Regions from separate parts of the Homo sapiens genome. Here region 1 is linked to region 2. The links are chromatin contacts, found by Hi-C or POLR2A ChIA-PET in ENCODE. All regions are on one chromosome and are shown on one strand. The core of a region is the stretch at or near the end of the contact, and the rest is flanking DNA. Distances in the headings are between cores, read along the strand shown. Region 1 has its middle 15 kb from the start of NUTF2P4. Region 2 holds the start of PPM1J-DT (PPM1J divergent transcript).

Region 1 (2,800 bases), core at 231-2,730, 48 kb after region 2:
TTCAACAAATAAAATGAATTCTTACTTTCACTCTACTTTCTGTTTCCTTTATAGACAAAGTCTTCTCCTATTAATGCGTGTTGAATCACTATCATGTTTTAAGAAGTATGCCCGGGGCTCTGTGTGTCTTTTTGAAGCCTATGTATTTGTGTGTGTGGTGAGTGCATGCACATGCACGCCAGTCTGTGGGTGATGTATGTGTCCGAGCCACAAGAACCCTTTCTCTAATACCAGCCACTTGGATAGATGCATTTCGTTTCTTCCATCCTAGGATTTCTGGAGAGGCAGCTTGGGAAGGCCAGGTGTGGATAACATGTGTAAAGTGCTTCTTCTTTCCCTACGTGAATTAAACAATCATGTCTGTTTTTTTCATCTCTGAAACATGACCTTCCCCAAGTCTAGAGTTGGATGAAACTATCTTTACTTAGACAAATTTAGTGTAACTGCTGCCAGCTGGTAGAAGTGGTACTTTGTGGTTTTTAAGGTTGCTGTTCCATGGGTGCTATAGGAGCTCTCCCCGGGCTGGGTGAGAGGCTGAAGGAAGTGGTTCAGCTCCACGTTTATCTTTGGCTGTTTTCTCTGCCATTTGACTGAAGCAATTTTCAGTGACGAATGAAGTGAATGGTTAAAGCTTATTTTTCAATCAAAATTCAATTCCTGCAAGTGGAAGAGGGAGGAGAGAGAGGGTGTAAATCATTGATCAAACTTATTTAAGCACCAAGATTCCCTTCTGCAGAAAATCCAATTACCTGACAGAGGAAAAGAGCTCCTTCTCTGGAAATCCATGAGGCTGGGTGCTCTTCACACTAACTGATCCTGTTAGGGCCCAGCTGCTGGCTGCACCGGAAGTCAGCTTGGCACAGCAGAAGGAACAGATTCACTTGGGACTGGAATCTGGTTCTGCCACTTGCCGGCTCTGTGACTTTAGGCAAGCGACTTCACATTCCTCAGCCAATTTCATCCGTGAAAAGGTAATTAATAATTCCTACTATACAGAATTAGTGTCATGATTTGAGAACAAGGTATGTAATAGCATCACATGTTGTAGGCAGGCTGTAGATAGCTCTTGTTTTCATGCTTCTGGCTTGGGAGCTGGGTGTGAGCACAGACCTCTGTGTGAGTGCTTGGAGGTAAATGCCCTGTGTGGGAGCTGAGCATGTGTGGCGTGGCTGCGTGTAAGTAGAGCTCTGAGAGTCTCTACTTACTGTGGTCTCTCTATGGATTAAGAAGCCTGCATTCTCCAGCATTCTTGGAAAGGTCTCCAGAAAAGCATCAGAGGAAATCTCTGAAGGAATTTCTCAGGGGTTGTCTGGGAACTGTGGGGGCATTCCATCCCTTTCCTGGAAGCAGCAACAGCTCTCAGGCCCCATCTCTGCGCCCCTCTCAATCCCTGGTGACTTGTTAAAAGACTTCAAAGGATAAACTTCAGACTAGAAATCTTACTTGCCATTCACATTTTTTAACATTGAGGACACAACCCTGAAGAACATGTCTGTGCATGTCAATTAGCCTCTAGAGAGGGAGAAAGGAGAGAATAGAAGAGTCACAGACACAGAGCTGTCGAGGGCCAGAAAAATGCTGCAGTGGCCAGCGCGGTGGCTCACGCCTGTAATCCCAACACTTCAGGAGGCTGAGGCGGGTGGATCACCTGAGGTCAGGAGTTGGAGACCAGCCTGGCCAACATTGTGAAACCCCATCTCTACTAAAAATACAATAATTAGCCAGACGTGGTGGCGCATGCCTGTAATTCTACCTACTCGGAAGGCGGAGACAGGAGAATTGCTTGAACCTGGGAGGCAGAGGTTGCAGTGAGCTGAGACCGCACCATTGCACTCCAGCCTGGGCGACAGAGCAAGACTCTGTCTCAAAAAAAAAAAAAAAAAAAATGCTGCAGGTACGCAGGGGGAAAGGGAGTTACTCCCTGAATTTTGTAAAGAGCAACCTCAAGGACACACATGACTCGTGAGGGTAAAAACGACTCAGGATCAACAACAAAAGGGCCTGATCTCAGAGGAGAGTCAGTAGGATGAGAGGTGGCGCTGGCTTGGGGTTTCCCTTTTTGAAGAGGCAAATGAAGTGGTCTGTGCTGGGCTGCCCCTGCACAAGGAGGACAGAGGCCTCACAAGATGGAATGCAGTAGGCACTGGGAATATGGGGTGGGACCTGAAAATAGCCGTCCAAGCTCTCACTCCAGTCTTTCATTTTTACAATTTCAATAGCTTTTAAGGTACAGTGGTTTTTAGTTACATGGATGAATTGTATTTTGGTGAAGCAGACTTCGGTTTTTAGTGCATCTATCACCTGAGTAGTGTACAGTGTTCCCAGTATGTGGTTTTTTTACCCCTCACCCACTTCCCATTCTCCCCATTCTGAGTATCCAAAGTCCATTATACCACTCTTTATGCCTTTGTGTATCCATAGCTTAGCTCCCACTTGTAAGTGAGAACATAAGGTATTTGCTTTTCCATTCCTGAGTTACTTCACTTAGAATAATGCCTCCAGCTTCATCCAAGTTTCTGCAAAAGACATTATTTGTTCTTCTTTATGGCGGACTAGTATTCCATGGTGTATATATACCATATTTTCTTTTTCTTTCTTTCTTTTTTTTGTTTTTTGTTTGTTTGTTTGTTTGAGACAGGGTCTCACTTTGCTGCCCAGGCTGGAGTGCAGTGGCATGATCTTGGCTCACTGCAGCCTCCGCCTTCTGGGTCCAAGTGATTCTCCCACCTCAGCCTCCCGAGTAGCTGGGACCACAGGTGTGCACCACCATGCCCAGCTAATTTTTGTATTTTTTGTAGAG
Region 2 (2,781 bases), core at 210-2,709:
GAAGTGAAAGCCCACCTGGACTGGGCAGGAGCCACATACCCATAAACTCCTCCCACACAGGAGGCTAAGGGAGGTGGTGGTGGGTCCATGGGCCACCAGCCACCTTCCTCAGCGAACTGAGCGCCCCCATCTCCCTCGGTGCTCTGCGTTCCCGGCAGATGCATTTAAAATACACACAGCCCGGGGGCCAGCCGGCCGCTCCGGGCAGGGGGTCCGCTTCTTTGCCAGGCCAGCACGAGTTGGCAGGCTGAAGGGCATCTAAATGGGACCCTCCTCTACCCCGGGCGTCCCCCTCCCCGCTCCTGGGGAAGCTGGCGGCCTCCTGGTGTCGCGGGCTATTTCTGGGTGTGGAGGGGGAGGGGAACTACGGTAAGAGGGACAGGGAACTGGGGCGCTGGAGCCGGGAAGCGGGTGAGCGAGTCTTCCCAACCGCTATGTCCCCTATTAAAAAGAACCCCGCTCCTTCGTGAAACCCCTTTTCCCTTAGCCTTTAAGCTGCCGGGCCGCGACGGGGAACTGGCCAACTCATCCTTCGCCGGGCTCTCCGCCCTCCGGGCTCTGGGGCAGAACAGGGTCCTGAGGCGGCGTGGGCGAGGGCAGTCAATGAGCGGGAAGGACGTGAAGAAGGTGACACAGGCTGCCCCCCACTGGAAAATGGGTTGGGAGGGGGTGCGGCCCGAAGACCAGAGGATAGCAAAGGTCCACGGAAAAGGGAGCTCCTGGCCCGGACGCGGCGTGGGGAACGCGTCCTAGCGCCGGGGATGCGGAGCTGGGGAGAGGGGTGGGAGCCCCATCCTGGTTTGGGTGCCCCAGGGGGCGCTCACTCGGCGTAGCCTGTGCTCCAGGGCAGGCGGCGGCCCGTGTCCGGGGGGCTTTGCACAGCCCGGCCCGCGTGGTCATCGGCGCGTCGCAGCCCCCCGGGGCTCAGCTGCAGAAAGGTCGGTCTGGAGAAGCTCGCTCGAGCCTCAACAGCCTTCGCGGGCGTCGCGCTCCCGCTCCCAGCCTTCGCGGGAGGGCTCCTGGGCGCTTCTGGAGCGGCGGCGGGCGGCGCCGAGGCGGCGTTGGGCAGGTCCGGGGATTTGGGGCGCGGAGGCGGAGCGCCCCCGGAGCTCACCAGGTGCGCCACGGCCGAGCGCACCCGGTTTAGCATGCTGCCTCCCTGCCCCGCCCTCGGCCGCGGCCCCGCCCCCGCCCAGGCCCCGCCCCCATGGCTCCGCGTGGGCGGTGCTCGCGCCAGCCGGCCCTTCCCTGCTACTGGCTCCCGGCCAGCTGGGCGGGTCCCGGGCGAAACTTGCCCTTGCTCTGGGCCACCCCAGGAACCGGCCCACGGGTCCCCGGCCTCTGCCCCGCCCCATTCCGGCTTGGCCCCGCCTCCGTTTCTTAGGGGTAGGTTCTGTTGCTGTGGGAAGGGGGCGGAGAGAAGGAAACCTTATTTCAGCCGTGCGCTAGATTAGACACAGCTAGAATGTCTCCATTGTGACGGGGGCTGAGGGACAAGGGGGTGCGGTCTCCTCGCTCTCGGTTCGGTGTGGCCAGCCAGCCCAGAGAGCCATGGAGCTAATGACCTCAGAGCAAAACAGGCGCTTGGGAGCCGCTGGGTATGAGGCGCCAGGTGTGACACCACCTCTGGATGGGGCTGCTGGAGCGAGAGCGGGCAAGCTGGTACCGGGTGGGGTTGCGGGATTAATGACGCAGGCTGCAGCCGACCACCCCGGAATCAGGAGCCGGGGTAGATTCCTGGGCTCCTGATGCGCTGTTCCCCGTGAAGACCACCTCTAGATCTGGGAGAGCGGTTGCTACTCCCACCCTCCTTTCTCTCTCAGAACCCAGGTCTTTCCCACAATGCAGACCTTCCCTGACCACAGCAGGACAAGCTATTAATAGGATAATAACAACATAACAAATACTATTTATTGAAGAAGTACTGCATACTAGACCCTTTACAAAGCACGTTCCATACAGTATTAGGTTATTTATACTGCACACCAATCCTTCAAGATGGTTTTTTTTCTGTCAGTTTCACGGATGAGGCAGGACGGGACGCTTCCTGTCATTTTACCGTGACTTGCCCCAGGAGGTCACACGGTCAAGTGAAAGATTCACACCTATGTCGGCCTCCTGACATTCAAACCTGCTCTGTCTTAAGAACCAAGCTTACTTCTCCGGATCAGGGAGGAAGGGCTAGAAAGGAGATCAATGGCAGAGAGAGGAGTGGGGGTTCCTCCCCTCCCATCCTTCTCTTAGGGCCAGGGCTGAGAGCAGTCCGGGAATGCTGAGCAAGTTCTGTGTCTACCGCCAGGGGGAGACAGAGGCCAGGCTAAGCCCTTGCCTAAGAAGAGTAAAAGCACACTCACTGGAAGACCAGGACAGAGCCCAATGCCTGGTTGGCTGCCCGTTCTTCCTAACTTCTCCCCTCTGGGAGAGGGTGGTACTGACCTGATGCCACAAGAGCTCTGTCTCTAAACCTCCTATCAGAAAGTTGATCGCTAGGTATCCACAGACACCACCCATCCACACATCTCAAATGGGGACAACGCCGTTGTGGCCCTCAAGCAAGTTGGAAGTAGCCATCAGGGACTACGGCACCCAGTTCACGGCTGGAACTTTTCTGGGCTCTGTCGGCCAGGTGCTTCCTGACCACATACCACTTTGTTCCCCAGGCTAAACTGTGTCCCCAGAAGGGATGACTTTCTTGGCAGCTTCCAAATAAAGATCCCACAGTGGTCCTTCAGGTTGGTAGACTTACTATGCCTGCTTTGTTACACCTGAGCTTTAGGCAGA

Evidence for each region. A loop is a pair of places that touch in the nucleus more often than their neighbours do. ChIA-PET counts read pairs that join two places held with the same protein, here RNA polymerase II (POLR2A). Pooled maps may share reads with other maps.
Region 1: POLR2A ChIA-PET joins it to region 2 with 14 read pairs in MCF 10A. The contact joins the enhancer-like site here to the promoter of PPM1J-DT in region 2. A Hi-C loop is called at or near these places in 2 of 168 maps with a recorded cell type or tissue (K562 and endothelial cell of hepatic sinusoid), 7 of 37 single-sample maps with no recorded cell type and 5 of 50 pooled maps. POLR2A ChIA-PET finds 5 or more read pairs at or near these places in 3 of 52 experiments (H1, K562 and MCF 10A).

Annotation. Positions count from the first base shown.
Region 1 is chr1:112,761,776-112,764,575 of GRCh38, forward strand. No RefSeq gene overlaps it. Among named protein-coding and RNA genes, the nearest start is that of NUTF2P4, 15 kb to the left of the region's middle. RefSeq lists an enhancer at 1,086-1,713. Within about 2 kb of position 1,481, at least 3 of the 41 ENCODE cell types and tissues checked have a DNase peak (open chromatin) inside an H3K27ac peak, as active enhancers do.
Region 2 is chr1:112,714,152-112,716,932 of GRCh38, forward strand. PPM1J-DT (PPM1J divergent transcript) reads left to right here and starts at 1,460. Exons shown (of 2, transcript XR_947714.4): 1 at 1,460-1,612; 2 at 2,300-2,781. It overlaps PPM1J (protein phosphatase, Mg2+/Mn2+ dependent 1J), which reads right to left and starts at 1,181. Exons shown (of 10, transcript NM_005167.7): 1 at 825-1,181. The coding sequence starts at 1,150. RefSeq lists enhancers at 212-271, 1,236-1,530 and a silencer at 732-1,521.